Regions from separate parts of the Homo sapiens genome. Here region 2 is linked to region 1. Evidence: read pairs that join two places in POLR2A ChIA-PET (ENCODE). Cell type or tissue: PC-3. All regions are shown on one strand.

The links. ChIA-PET counts read pairs that join two places held together with the same protein. Peaks named below come from ENCODE experiments on the same cell type or tissue, not always from the same donor. Only the 100,000 strongest peaks of a DNase experiment are listed, where the experiment ranks them.
Region 2: POLR2A ChIA-PET joins it to region 1 with 17 read pairs; 2 of 35 experiments call an interaction of 5 or more read pairs at or near these places.

Annotation. Positions count from the first base shown.
Region 1 is chr18:59,655,789-59,663,788 of GRCh38, reverse strand. The region is part of intron 2 of CCBE1 (collagen and calcium binding EGF domains 1); the gene reads left to right. Among named protein-coding and RNA genes, the nearest start is that of CCBE1, 38 kb to the left of the region's middle. In PC-3, no CTCF peak of the experiment used is centred here; DNase peaks (open chromatin) are centred at 1,268, 2,208 and 4,098; H3K4me3 peaks cover 481 bases; H3K27ac peaks cover 3,775 bases.
Region 2 is chr18:59,775,931-59,783,930 of GRCh38, reverse strand. It overlaps the pseudogene GLUD1P4. Among named protein-coding and RNA genes, the nearest start is that of CCBE1, 83 kb to the right of the region's middle. RefSeq lists an enhancer at 720-779. In PC-3, a CTCF peak has its summit at 681 (motif pointing left); DNase peaks (open chromatin) are centred at 610 and 3,820; H3K4me3 peaks cover 537 bases; H3K27ac peaks cover 1,341 bases.

The sequences.
Region 1 (8,000 bases):
ACTTCTGCCTCATGACAGTCTCATGAATTGGAACTCCTGTACATCCCTACTGCCACTCAGCTTATCTCTTGCCCTGAATAATGCCCTCTGGTCTCAGCCTCTGAATTGTCTTCCTTCTGACTCTCATGTTGCTGAAAGTCATCTTCCTGAGACAGTCCCCCAAACGTACCCAGCTCTGCTTGACTCTGCTTACAGAGACATCCTCCTGGCTTGGTCTACCCGCTGACATCAATCCATAACTACATCTCTTCCATCCTCCTTGCTCTCAAGGCCCAGCCTCACAGAACTCTGCAGCATCAGTGAAGAATTTGTCATCCAAATCAGGATGATTTTAAAAATGAAAGGGGCACTCTTCATAATCACATTGATAAAATAGGCAAACACTGGCACTGTCTCAGGCAAATCAGGACATATGTTGACTTGATGTTCTCTCTTCTGTTGGAATGTCCTTCCAGCTATTCCAGGAAGTTCACACCCTCATTACTAAAGCTCAGATATTACCTGCTTTGTGCATTTTTCACAACCACTCTAAAGAAAAACCACTAGTTACCTCCTCTCTGACTGGCATTGCTTTTATGAAAGCTTGCGCACAATCTACTTCCCATTAGGATCTTCTTCTCTCAGCAATTGCTCCATGATAGTAAGAAAAGTATCTTATCCTTCTTCCTATCCCTATCCCTAGCACCAAGCCTGGTGCCTAGCACATGGGAAATATTCAGTAAATCTTTGTTAAAGTAATTTGTTGAATTGTATTTTCACTTTTTTTAAAAAATGAAGCACATTGAACTTGGAGTCATTCTCTAGGTTTTGTTTTGCTATAGTGAGCCTTTGTGATAGAACCTTATATATGTTTATTTTTTTGAGACAGGGTCTTGATGTTTTGCCCAGGTCGGGCTTGAACTCATCCTCCTGCCTCTCAAGTAGCTGGGACTACAGGTGTACACCAAGAAACTTATGTTTGCACAGGATTTTAGAATGTATAAAGCACCTTTTTATGTATTACCTGGATGAATTACCTATAAACTCGCTTTAGAGCATTTGCATCTATTCTGCCTGCCAGCATGCCCTCCTCTCCACCTGGCTAACTCCTGCCTGCACTTTATGACTGGGCTTAGCTCTCATGGTCTCCCTGAACCTGCTGTTAGATTATGGCCTCCTTCAATGCATTCCTGTGGCTTCTACATCATGCAGTAATCACATTTTGTAATTATACATTTGGATGACTATTTGTGTAATTTCCCCCCTCTAGGCTATTATTGCAGTGAGGAAGGAACCTGTCTGTTCTGGTCACCTTCCTACCATGGTGCTGGCATTGAGGTGGGAAAAAATATTTAGGAAATGACAAAGTGTAACTGGTCTCTATTTGTAGAGTACAAATAATGTAATCCACCTTGTAATATACGTTGTAAATTTGCAGATTGATGTACTTGCTGAAATATGTGTGTAATCTCCAAATCAGTACAGAACTTTCATGGTCATTCAAGGACACATCCAGAGCTGTGAAAAATGAGTGTCCCACTATGCACGTTCCCAGCTGAGGTCACAGAATGGGACTATCTTCTGGTGTCAGCTGTCATACAGTAAACAAGTACCCTTCTGCAGTCTGTGCAGTTCTGTCTTGTGTTTTTGTTATTGGTGGTGATTTCACTGTTTTAAAATGGCCCCCAAGAGCAGTGCTGACATGTCTAGTGCTCCTAAATGCAAGAAGGCTGTGATGTGCCTTGTGAGAAAGTGCATATGCCAGATAAGCTCTGTTAAAGCATGAGTTACAATGCTGCTGGTTGTAACTTCAACATGGATCAATCAGTGATTTTTTTTTTTTAAGACTGAGTCTCACTCTGTTGCCCTGGCTAGAGTACAGTGGTGCCATCTCAGCTCACTGCAACTTCTACCTCCTGGATTCAAGCGACTCTCCTGCCTCAGCCTCCCAAGTAGTGGGGATTACAGGTGCGCAGCATTGTGCCCCGCTAGTTTTTGTATTTTAGTAGAGACAGGGTTTCACCATGTTGGCCAGACTGGTCTTGAACTCCTGGCCTCAAGTCATCCTCCCGCCTCGGGCTCTCAAAGTGCTTGGATTACAGGCATGAACCACCATGCCGGGCCAACAGAATCTATTAAATAAGGTGTCTTTAAACAGAAATATACATAAAACAAGGTTATATATTGATTGGTTGAGAATATTGTGGCCAGAGGCTTATGGGAACCTCACGCTGTGTTTCCCCAATGACTCAGTATTTGCCAACTCAGTTTCTGAGGTTACCTTCTAGAATAAAACTACCTGAGTAATGAGGATTGACTTGTTCTCACCCCATTTCATTAACTATGGAAGTTAAAGTTCCAAGAATTAAATGTCTGGCATCAGAACAGTCAGCTAATGAATATAAGACTCAAAACTCATTTGTTCCACAAATATTTATTGAACCCCTATTCTGACTCAGGCACTGTGTATATTTGGCCCTCTGGATTCTTAACCCCCAGACCAAATGCATGTGAACAGTGTCCCAGCTTCTTCAGTGAGTTATTGTAAATAAATAAGCTCAGTTGCACAAATTACCAAACTCCTTTTGTGCTAGACCAAAAATATTTACTGTGTTGTTGGTCTCCAGTCTGCAGATCCATAGAGACGCCTCTCAGATGGCTGAGATGTTTTCTTAAGTTGCAAAATTTTCCAGATGAATTCCACAGTGGAAGTATGTTAGCTCTATATTGTTGGACTATCTCCAGGGAAAATGCGTTGGCCAAGGGGAGAAAAAAATACGTATTTTAAAAAACAAAAACAAAAAAAAACACCTCCCAGTCCATGATCATTGAGTAGTCATGGGAAGAAATAGTTTACAAAGATGTATTTATTTATACATTTTCCCTTTGTCCCACAGTCTGCCAGGTATTGGTATGTCTGGACAAAAAAAGGGACATTTGTAAATATGTGGTTGACCTTTTGGCCACAGAATTATAGTTATTCCAATGAGAGAAGAGTTCTTGCTGATTGCTTCCGTGAATCACATTTTCTAAGTATTTCAGAAAGTATTTTTGAATTACTTTATATCATATTTAAAAAAAATACGTGTTGGGCTTTTGTTTGAGGCAGAAAATGGGAACAGGCTGTTTGACTTAGGTGGGCAGTACTGTCTATAAATCCCTCTATCAGGGAAGCAGTAAAAAGCACACATACAGATGTCAAAGCTGAGAACTTGGGCAGTATTTATAGTGTGGTCCAAGTAGTTTGTTTACAACAAATGCTTAAACTTAGGCTCAAAAAGGCTTTGCTCTCTATGCAAACATACCCAGAATATCACAAGGGGGAATATTCTGAAAAGAGCAACTAAAGTTGGTGTTTAGGAATTGGAATACCGTACACCGAGAATGAAGTATGAAACTCTTTTGCCTTGCTAAGCAAGACCGATCAGTGTAAAATGGGAAGATTGGGATGCTATAAGGAATCAGCCTCTATTTAAAGGGCATTTAAATCTTAAAACTTACATGTTGGACTAAATGACCATTTGCTTACTTATTTTTATATTTTCTGTGTTTGTGAAAAGGTTTGTGTTTCCAGATAGGGCTGTAGCTACTGTGTATGATGCTTTATTTTTCAACTGGGAAAAGATATCCCTTCCTTTAGGCTGATAGAGGGAGTGCAGGCTGGATTTCGGCCCCTTTCGGCACTCTCAGCTGGGTGCCCACGTACAGGGCAAAACTATGCAATTGTATGCAGGGGTCCTGAGCCCTGGTGAGGCCACTGAAGTGTGTCTGGAGAACTACACATGAGCTCCAACAAACTCACGCATTGTCTGTGACCCGGCTTTAGGGACGCAGCTAGACAGAGAAAAGGAAAGCATTGCATAGCGAGGTCCTAGGGATAAAGGGAATCAGTGACACAAACTTAGAACTGGGAGGGGGGACCTCTGAGCTCTGCTTTGTCCACTCCTTCAATTTACAGATGAGCAAACGGGGGTCCAGGAAGCTTTCATCCATGTGTTTGATCACGCAGCTCATTGCTGGCAGTGGGAAAAGTTTCTGCTTCAGTCGGTTCAGGATGGATTTTACTATTTCCTCTACCTATGTATGACATAGCTACGTGTCACTGGGCACTGTCATCAGGCTCAGCTCTGCTTCCCTGAGACCCAGGCTCTCTAGAAATCCTGAAATTGTGGTCAGACACATCCCTGTCATGACTCTTTTCTGGCTGTGCATTCGATAGCTTTGAAGATGTGATGGATTTTGTTTCGTGATGTTGTTCTTTCTTTCAGTTTGGCATGCGGTGAATTAAAATTGCTGTAAGTGCGACCAAATCACTTCTCAGAGCTCTTAGAAATAACAGGGAGATTTCTGCCTGCCCACCTCCCCACCTTTTCATGCCCGAGAGAATGCATAAAGCACTTCTAAGAATTAGTTGGTTGTCTGAAAACAATGTAAGATGCCTGTATTTTTGGATGTCACAGTGTCTGTATTGGCTCCTAACATTTAAAGTTGGTTGCTGTTTGAAAAAAAAAAAACATGTAAATTCTTTTAATGTATTAAGAGTGTTTATGGAATATGCCTCAACTTCAGTGTGGGAGGCCCCATTTCCTTATACAATTTCTCCAGTAACATAATCCTCAGTACTTACATAGAACGTTTCTCCAAGGAGGTCAGAGTACTTGTAGTCATTATTTCATGACCCCCAGCAACTTACACATAATGTGTGTGGAAGTCGTGCAAAGGAACGCGTGGCATGCACGGGCTCGCTTGCTTTTCTTTTCCATTTTCAATGTTATTTGTCGGGATGTGGTGCTGATGGAAATGGAGATTAGTTGAGCTTTTCTGATTATGGAACCCTGAGCATCACATCTCATTTCATGGAACATGATGATTTATATACAATAAAGATTATATCTGGTAACAGTTTTTTTTTTTTTTTTTTTTTTTTTTTGAGACAGAGTCTTGCTCTGTTGCCCAGACTGGAGTGCAGTGGCACGATCTTGGCTCACTGCAAACTCCACTGCCCGGGTTCAAGGGATTTTCCTGCCTCAGCCTCCCAAGTAGCTGGGACTATAGGTACACGCTACCACGCTCAGCTAATTTTTGTATTTTCAGTAGAGACAGGGTTTTACCATGTTGGCAAGGGTGGTCTTGATCTCTTGACCTTGTGATCTGCCTGCCTCGGCCTCCCAAAGTGCTGGGATTACAGGCGTGAGCCACTGTGCCCTGCCAATATCTGATAACTTTTTAAAAATTATTTTTAGAGGTAGGGCCTTGCTCGGTCACCCAGGTTGTAGTGCAGTGGCACAATCACAGCTCACTGCAGCCTTGAGCTCTTGGGCTAGAGCAATCTGTCTGCCTCAGCCTCCTGAGCAGCTGGGACCTCAAGTGCATGCCACCATGTAGCTAACTTTATATATATATATATATATATATATATATATATATATATATATATATATATATATATATATATTTTTTTTTTTTTTTTTTTTTTTTTTTTTTTTTTAGAGACAGGGTCTTGCTATGTTGCTCAGGCTGGTCTCAAACTCCTGGCCTCAAGGGATCCTGCCTCGGCATCCCCAAAGTGTGAGCCACTGTGCCCTGTAATGTTTGTTGAGTGCTTATGTGCCAGGTACCATTGAATGGTCTCTACATGTATTTGTTCATTTCATCCTCACAGTAGCCATATGAATCAAGTCATATTGCTGTCCACCTTTTACAGATGCATAAACTGACACAAGAGGTGAATACACCCTGCCTAAGGTCACACAGCTTATAAGTGTCAGAGTAGTTCCAAAATTGGGCCCTCTGCCTCCTCAGCCCACACTCTTGGCCTGCTACTCCAATGTGCTGCCTCCCGTGGCTATAATGTGGCCTCCTTACAACCAAGTTATCAAGAGCCTTTAATGTATCTGTTTCTGTTGTTGTTGTTGTTGTTTGTTGTTGTTTGTTGTTGTTGCCCAGGCTGGAGTGCAGTGGCACAATCTGGGCTCACTGCAACCTCCACCTCCCGGGTTCGAGCGATTTCTCCTGCCTCAGCCTCTTGAGTAGTTGAGATTACAGGCATGTGCCACCACGCCCGGCTAATTTTGTTTTTTCAGTAGAGACGTGGTTTCATCATGTTGGCCAGTCTGGTCTCGAACTCCTGGCCTCAGGTGATCTGTCCGCCTCAGATCCCAAAGTGCTGGGATTATAGGCGTGAGCCACCATGCTTGGCCCAATGTATGTTTTTCCCTTCATCAGAGTTTTTCTCAGTTGTTGAGCCTAAAGAGTGGTGTCATCAATGATCTTAAAACTCAAGAATGAATGAAAGCAATCCTCTTTTTTAAAAGCTCCCTGGGACTCTGAGGGTTGGGTGCACTGTGTGCAAAGAAAACTGCATAGGGCCCTGCCCTGTCAGGGTTGGATACAAATGGAGGCAGGGACGTTGGTCTTCGGGATCTCTACTCTCCTCCCTTCTCCCTTTAAGTGTGTAATTTTTCAGTCTATAGTCACAGCCTTGGCATTCCCTGGCTGTTCAGCCTTTCACACTGTGGAACCACCTCTCCGTCCTGGGCATGCCTTGAAGCTCTGACACCTTCTTCTCTACCCTCGCACACATCTGTCCTAGGTCTCATTGGCTGGATGCTTTTCTAGGTAGCATGAGTAAATCTGAAACCATTTGTTGTAGCATACGCATGCAATTTGTAGCTTTCAGGGTAATTTAATTTTTACAAAGGACTTCTAGAGATGCAGGGACCAAGGAAATGGAAGGCTCAAGGCAGAATCTTAGGCTGTGAAAGACAAAGGGTGGAGACATTCTGGGGTCCTGGCCTGTCCATTCCATTGCTCCCAGGGGATGAATTCATGAAGCCAGTAAACTGCATCTGAGACCCTATATTCATCTTCTTAGCAGTAAGTTTTTTCTGCCTGTTGGGGTTTCTGGGCTTAGCTAATGGCAGATTACAATGGTGGTCTCTAGGTGCTGAAGCATCCCAAGATAGATGTTCTTGACCCTGTCTACACTCTGTAACCAACGGTTGTGGTCATATTAGTGTAAGATAATACTGAGAAGTCTCTATCGTAGAGGAAGCCTACAAAATTAGCATTTGCTCTTTAGACAAAATAAGTCTTGTGTTTACAACTCTATCACTAAAAATGCTGACCTCTTAAAATATATTAATTAGCCAACCAATTGCCCGCTAGATGCACATACAAATAATTAGGCCCAGATGTTGTTTCTGGCCATCAGGAACTGAAACTAATGACCTGGAATTCATGTTCTCAGAGTGGCGTCCTTAAATTCTTCCTTTAAGAACAATTTAAAGCATTGGCTCCGCGGAAGGTAAATTAACCCCCTTCCACTTAAAATATATTGCAAACTAGCAATTACCAGGTACCCAAGAAAATAATTCATTGTTTGAATAGTTGCTCTCCTAAGATTTAATAAAACTCAAAACCCTTCATGTTCTGCAGTGAAATAAGCCACAAACATGAATGTTTTATAGGGTGATTAAAATTTCTGCTCTATTTATGTATAGTACAAAATATACTTTCTTGTTTCATTAAGTACTAGAAAATTCAGTCAACTCTAGTGCCCTCAGAAATCTTACCCCATCCTATTTAACTTAACACTTTTTCTGATTCAATTGAAGTGGATCTGCTTATTTAATAATATAATTGTAAAATTATAGCATGCATGTTCACTTCTTTGGGAGTAATCATGAGGCTTTTGCAAAGATTCAAAAGCAGAAGTTATATTGAGGATAACCTCCTCCTCCTTGCCTTTTCCTCCCACCACCCCTTCATGTTTTGGTAACCCTGGTCACTACATTCACAGAGAGTCAACATTTAGAAGAAATTGCCAGCCGGACCAGGTTATTTACAGGTTTGTGAAAACATCCTAGACTTGCTGTCAGGCTCATGAAAAGGGAATGTGGTGTTCTGTCTGCTTTCCCAGTGGTGGTATGTTAACTTCTAGTGCATTCAGATGGGGCTGCAGCATCTGATGGGGGAGTGAAAGTCCTCTGGAACTTGTGTACAGTGGCTTCATGTGCAGA
Region 2 (8,000 bases), 120 kb before region 1:
TCCAGTCGAGAGCCACAGTTTGCATCTAGTTGTCATTTAATCTCCTCTACTCTCAAATGGTTTCCCAGCCTCTCTTTATCTTTTATGACATTGATAATTTACAAATTATCAATTTGTAAAATTGATTGAAAGTTCCTCAGTTTGGGTTTGTCTGGTGTTTCCTCATGATTACATCTAGGTAGATTTTGAGGGCTTTTCCGTGAAAAGCCAAAAATCACAGATTCTTCCAATGTTTTCCCATTTCATTCAGAATGAAATGGGCACACTTTACCAAGCCCTGCAAGTCCCCGTGAGGCCTGTCTTTTTAGCCTCCTCCCGACCGGACTCTGGCTCACTCAGCCTCTGGGTCTTTGCACCTGCTGTTCCTCTTCCTGGCATGCTCTTCGTTCAGGGTCTTCGCCTGTCTCACTCCCTTCTTCATTCAGATACATTTCACCACACACTGCATGATCAACTCAGATTCCCATCCCCAGCATTCTTTCAATGTTCAGAGCCCTCCCTTCCTGCCAGACTTCTGACAGCCTGCCTCTTCCTGTCCCTCCCCTAAGAGTGGACGTGTGCGTAACACGGACTAATACTTGCTCTTTGGAACTAGCCTGGTGTCCCTTCAGTGCCATGTCAGGGATGGAGTTTGTAGGTAAAGCACTATTAATTTACAAGACAGTGACATCTAGTGGACCAGCTGGGACCAGCTTTGAGCTAAAGGCTCTTGATACCCCTAACGATCCAAAGACAAAATAAAAAAAACAAAAAAACAACAAAAAGCACCACCTTGATTTCTGGATAGAGTCTAAGGTGAGATCTGGAGAATCTAGTGAGGTTCCTGTGGAGATGTGACGTGGCCATTGATGGGTTAAAGATATCTGAAGATTCAGGTTTCTGTTATGTGTGTGTGATGGTGAGGGGAGTAGAGGGCAGGCCTAATAGGAGAAAAATAAGACACACTGGTGTGTGAGACCACTAAGGCTAGTATAAATTCATTTTTCAAGAGATCAATTTCTCATTCAAAAGGTTATGAACATGAAATTAGTTGTATGCTCTCGCCAAGTGATGGTGATGATTCAAAATTGAAGAATTCATTAAGTGTACTCAGCTAGGGAAAAATTAGTAAAATTTCCTATTTATTTATACTTTGCAATATAAATACAGGCTGGGCATAGTGCCTCATGCCCATAGTCCCAGCTACTCAAGAGGCTGAGATGGGAGGATCGCTTGAGCCCAGGAAGTTGAGGCTGCAGTGAGCCATGATCACACCACTGTGCTCCAGCCTGGGTGACAGAGTGAGACCCTTTCTTTACATAAAAAAATTAAATATAAATATAAATACAGTTGACCCTTGAACAGAGTGGGGTGTTAGGGATGCCAACCCCCCATGCAGTCAAAAATTCAGGTATAGATTTTGGTTCACCAAAAACTTAACTAGTAATAGCCTACTTTTGACGGGAAGCCTTACTGATAATATAACGGTCAATTAACACATATTTTTATGTGTATTATATACTAGATTATTACAATAAAGTAAGCTAGAGAAAAAATGTTAAGAAAATTGAGGAGCAAGAAGAGGAGGCGTTGGTCTCAGGGGTGGCAGAGGTGGGGGAAAAATCTGTGTGTAAGTGGATCCTTGCAGCTCAAACCTGTTATTATTCAAGGGTCAATGGTAAACCAAATGCTTGAATATTGAGACATTACCTAAAAAGCGAGCTTTATTTTTTTTTATTTTTTGAGATGGAGTCTCACCCTCTCACCCAGGCTGGAGTGCAGTGGCACGATCTTGGCTCACTGCAACCTTCGCCGCCCCAGTTCAAGCAACTCTCCTGTCTCAGCCTCCCAAGTAGCTGGGATTACAGGCGACCACCACAACACCTGGCTAATTTTTGTATTTTTAGTAGAGATGGGGTTTCACCATATGGGCCAGGCTAGTTTTGAACTCCTGACCTCAAGTGATCCACCTGCCTTGGCCTCCCAAAGTATTGGGATTACAGATGTGAACCACTGCACCCAGCCAAAAAAGCAAGCTTTAAAATGCAATATAAAGAAATATTTTAATTACAATTACAAATTCAATCAATTTGCATTTCAATGAGTAATGTGCAAGAGTGCAGTTTTCTCATATACCAACAAACTATATTATCAGTCTTTTTTTTTTTTTTTTTTTTTTTTTTGAGGCAGAGTTTCACTCTTGTCGCCCAGGCTGGAGTGCAATGGTGCGATCTCAGCTCACTGCAACCTTCGCCTCCTGGGTTCAAGTGATTCTCCTGCCTCAGCCTCCTGAGTAGCTGGGATTACAGGTGTGCATTACCGTGCCTGGCTAATTTTGTATTTTTAGTAGAGAAGGGGTTCCACCATGTTGTCCAGGCTAGTCTTAAACTCCTGACCTCAAGAGATCCACCCTTCTCAGCATCCCAAAGTGCTGGGATTACAGGTGTGAGCCACCACACCCTGCCGGTCTTTTTGTTACTGATAATTTGATGGATAAAACAAGGCAAAACATAATTTATTTTATTTTTATTTTGCATTCTCTTATTATGGGTGATATTGAGTAATTTTTCATCTGATTTGTTCTCTGTGAATTGTCTCCTTATACTTTACCCAATTTTCTATGATGTTGTTTTTTTCTAATTGGTTGGTAGGAGCTCTTTATATATTAGGTTAGTTTACATTTTGTCTGAGATAAGAGTTACAAATATTGTTTTCCAGTGTATCGTTTGTCTTTCAACTTTGCTGCTTATGATGGTTTTTGCCATGCAAAATGTTCTTTTAATGTTCTTTTTTTTTTTGAGATGGAGTCTCACTCTGTCGCCAGGCTGAAGTGCAGTGGTGAGATCTCGGCTCACTGCATCCTCTGCCTCCCCGTTCAAGCCATTCTCCTGCCTCAGTCTCCCAAGTAGCAGGGACTACAGGCGTGAACCACTACGCCCAGATAATTTTTTTTGTATTTTTCGTAGAGACAGGGTTTCAGCATGTTGGCCAGGATGTTCTTGATCTCTTGACCTCATGATCCACCAGCCTCAGCCTCCCAAAGTGCTGGGATTACAGGCGTGAGCCACCGCACCTGGCCACAAAATGTTGTTATAGTTTAGGTTTTCCTGTTATGCTTAGAAAGGACTTTCCTTTTCTGAGGTTGTAAAACAAAACTATTGTGTAGTTTATTGGAGTACTTTCTTGGATAAGCTTTTCAACTTAAATATTTGATCAGTCTGGAATTTGTAGTGTTGTCACTTTATTTCTCATGTGCTGAATTGTTCTGACATCATTCATTCAATAATGTACCTTTTCCCCATTTAAAATGCCGCTTTTACTAAACTCTAAATTCTTTTGTCTTTTGGGTGGCAGTATAGGTTTGTTTTCCATCCCTGTTGATTTACAGAGATGAGAAGATTTTTTTTGTAAGGTAGACTTTTAATAACTGCTTTTATTACCAGGTTAAGTCATGCAGTTACAAAGTAGTTAGAATTCTGAAAGGGCATTACAGGTTTTTTTTAAGCTCATTTTTGCATATATTATTATTTAGCATTTGACTGGGACACTACTGTTCAAAAGGACCTGGCCAAATAATTCCCAAACAAAACATTCAACCCAAGGTTGTTTTCAACCCACTGTTTGTGCACCTGGGTGCAGAATGCAAAGCCTCTAAAAGAAGAGGACACAAAGTCAGGCTGAGTAGAGGCCATTAGCAAGGGATGTTCAGGGCCAGCCAATCTCCAAACAGGGAACCCACTTTTTTTTTTTTTTTCTGGAACATTCTATTTGAATTATTGTTCAATTAGTCAACCATAGACCTTCAAAAGAGAACAATTTGTTAACATGATAAGGAGGTTACTGCATTCTTTGGACTATGTGTCATAATTATAGTCAGCAAACTCCGACCGTCTTCACAGAAATAGCCCTCCAGCATTTTTGTAGGTATGAAGATAATTTAATTCTCCATAGGGCTTCTTATTTTTGCTGGATAACAATACATGGCTGATAAGCTCTAAATGGTACTGTTTTATGATATAAAAATACTAGCTTTTTAAATTTATTATGTTTGTAGGCATTCACTGCTTGAATCAAGGTTAGGCTTGTTAAGAGATTAAAAGCAATTTTATTACAGCAGCATTACTTATTTTTTTCCAGAAGAATAAAATTAATAAGCAGAAACAGCTTTTATTTTTGTTTGCATCCTGTAAAATTGAGTTATTTTGCTTCAATAACTCATGTGAGGACCATGCCACCTTCTTTTTTTTTTTTGAGACGGAGTCTTGCTCTGTCGCCCAGGCTGGAGTGCAGTGGCGCGATCTCGGCTCACTGCAAGCTCCGCCTCCCAGGTTCTGGGAATTCTCCTGCCTCAGCCTCCCCGAGTAGCTGGGACTACAGGCACCCGCCACACGCCCGGCTAATTTTTTGTTTTTTAAGTACAGATGGGGTTTCACCTTGTTAGCCAGGATGGTCTCAATCTCCTGACCTTATGATCCGCCCGCCTCGGCCTCCCAAAGTGCTGGGATTACAGGCGTGAGTCACTGCGCCCGGCCCCCATGTCACCTTCTGAATATGTGAAAAGTTACAGCACTTCCCAGTCTCGTCCAGAGCAAAGAAGTAAGCATCTGATTGCTCTTGACTGTGCCTTCCCTGGCAACAGTTGCTGACTGTGTTGGGAAGAGCCACAGAGCAAGGCTGCACAGCCAGATGGAAGAGACTTTTCATTTAGAGGCAACACACCTACATGTCTCTCTCTCTGGTGTCAGTGATTTCTACTTTCACCGTCATCAGAGTGTACATGATCCCCTAACCTTAATTACTTTCTTCTTAGGGAGCTGATTTGGATCGATTTGTTAAGAATAGTGTCCATTATCTAATGAGTCAAGAGAGAAGGGGATTTCTGTGGTAACATGTAAACCTGTGGTAGGTCTGCAGAAGTTACAGGTGAAGAGGGTAGCAAGGAAGTCACCCATGAGCCATCTACGTGAAGGTCACTCTGGCTTCATTGTATACTTTGAACACTTTCTCAATGGCGTTGACATAGACGGTGGTCCTCATGTCCAATCCCAGGTTATACCTCATGGCTATGCACAAAATTTGCCTGGCAGAACTCTCCATTGCGTACACCAAGTCAGCATGCATGGTGTCTTTCTCTGATGCACCTGATATCCTGTCTTGGAACTCTGCTGTGGGTATAATGAGAATAGTTCCACTGTGCTTTCCAAATTTTCTTGCTAAATTCTCTTGAACAGATATTAGCAAGTGGTAGTTACACTCCCTTTCATATTTGAAGGTCAAACAGCCATAGCTGACATGATTTAGATTCTTCAGCCACTCAAAGTTGGATGCTGTCTCTCCTTTGGCATTCATGTAGAGATCTGGAATAACCATAATGCTCCTGACTTCATTTCCTCCCTGTCACACACACTCCTAGTTCTCCCATCTTAAAAACTCCGTCTCTGGACCTCACTTTGCCTCCTGCCTCTGCCAACTTCTCTCATTTTTTTTTCCATTAAGAAACCTTCTTGAAACAGTTGTTCATACGCACTGTTTTCACTTTTCCTCCTTCCATTCTTTCCTGAACCCACACACACTGGGCTTTGCACTCAATACGCCACCAAAACTGTCCTAGCCAAGGACACCAGTGACTCAAGGTATGATTTGCCCAGGACTGTCCTGGTTTGCACCTATTGTCCTGGCATAATTATGGTGTCTGCTTTTCCTCTCAAAGGGGATGTAGATACCTCGTACATACATGTATATATCATATCTATCTATCTATCTATCAGATATCCATATGGAGTAGGAATAGTCTTTTACATAAGAGACTATTGGTTCATATCCATAGTAAAGTTATCAATTTCATATATTTCCATGGATGCAATACGTTTACCTAATCTACAGTCCATATTACATTTCCGTCAGTTTTGACCTAATAATTTCCTGTAGAACATCCTTGTGTGCCGCACATCCTTGCCCCCCAGCATAGACTCCAGTCTAGGGTCAGGTATTGGTTTTATTTGCCATGGCTCTTTAGCTTCCTTTAACCTGGAACATTTCTCTGTCTTTTACAACATTGACATTTTAAATTTTATTTTAGATTCAGGGGATACATGTACAGGTTTGTTACCTGCATATATTACGTAATAGTCAGGTTTGGGCTTCCAGTGAACCCATCAACCAAATAATGAACATTGTACCCAATAGGCGATTTTTCATCCCTTACACCCCTAGCGACCTCCCCAATTTTGAAGTCTTGAGTATCTATTATTTTCATCTTGATGTCCATGTGTACCCATTGTTTAGCGCCCATGCAGTATTTGATTTTCTGAGTTGTTTCACTTAGGATAACAGCCTCCAGCTCCATCCATGTTGCTGCAAAGGATATGGTTTCATTCTTTTGTATGGTTGCATGGTATATTCCATGATGTCTATATACCACATTTTCTTTATCCAATCAACTGTACAATATGAATATTTTTGAAAAATAGCCTTCCCTGACTTTTCCTTTTTTTTTTTTTAGGTTTTCTTTTTTTATTATTATTATTCTTTAAGTTCTAGGGTACATGTGCACAACGTGCAGGTTTGTTACATATGTATACATGTGCCATGTTGATTCGCTGCACCCATACACTTGTCATTTACATTAGGTATTTCTCCTAATGCTATCCCTCCCCCAGACCCCCCACCCCCTGAAAGGCCCCGATGTGTGATGTTTCCCGCCCTGTGTCGAAGCATTCTCGTTGTTCAATTCCCACCTATGAGTGAGAACATGCGGTGTTTGGTTTTCTGTCCTTGTGATAGTTTGCTGAGAATGATGGTTTCCAGCTTCATCCATGTCCCTGCAAAGGACATGAACTCACCTTTTTTATGGCTGCATAGTATTCCGTGGTGTATATGTGCCATATTTTCTTAATCCAGTCTATCATTGATGGACATTTGGGTTGGTTCCAAGTCTTTGCTATTGTGAATAGTGCTGCAGTAAACATACATATGCATGTGTCTTTATAGTAGCATGATTTATAATCCTTTGGGTATATACCCAGTAATAGGATCGCTGGGTCAAATGGTATTTCTAGTTCTAGATCCTTGAGGAATCGCCACACTGTCTTCCATAATGGTTGAACTAATTTACACTCCCACCAACAGTGTAAAAGCGTTCCTGTTTCTCCACATCTTCTCCAGCATCTGTTGTTTCCTGACTTTTTAATGATTGCCATTCTACCTGGCATGAGATGGTATCTCATTGTGGTTTTGATTTGCATTTCTCTGATGACCAGTGATGATGAGATAAAGGTCTTCTTTTGAGAAGTGTCTGTTCACATCCTTTGCCCACTTTTTAATGGGGTGGTTTGTTTTTTTCTTGTAAATTTTTTTAAGTTCTTTGTAGATTTTGGATATTAGCCCTTTGTCAGATGGATAGATGGCAAAAATTTTCTCCCATTCTGTAGGTTGTCTGTTCACTCTGATGGTAGTTTCTTTTGCTGTGCAAAAGCTCTTTAGTTTAATTAGATCCCATTTGTCAATTTTGGCTTCTGTTGCCATTGCTTTTGGAGTTTTAGTCATGAAGTCCTTGCCTATGCCTATGTCTTGAATAGTATTGCCTAGGTTTTCTTCTAGGGTTTTTACGGTTTTAGGTCTAACATTTAAATCTTTAATCCATCTTGAATTAATTTTTACATAAGGTGTAAGGAAGGGATCCAGTTTCAGCTCTCTACATATGGCTAGCCAGTTTTCCCAGCACCATTTATTAAATAAGGAATCCTTTCCCCATTTCTTGTTTTTGTCGGGTTTGTCAGAGATCAGATGGTTATAGAAGTGTGGTGTTATTTCTGAGGCCTCTGTTCTCTTCCATTGGTCTATAGATCTGTTTTGGTACCAGTACCATGCTGTTTTGGTTACTATAGCCTTGTAGTATGGTTCGAAGTCAGGTAGCATTATGTCTCCAGCTTTGTTCTTTTTGCTTAGGATTGTCTTGGCTCTGCGGGCTCTTTTTTGGTTCCATATGAACTTTAAGGTAGTTTTTCCCAATTCTGTGAAGA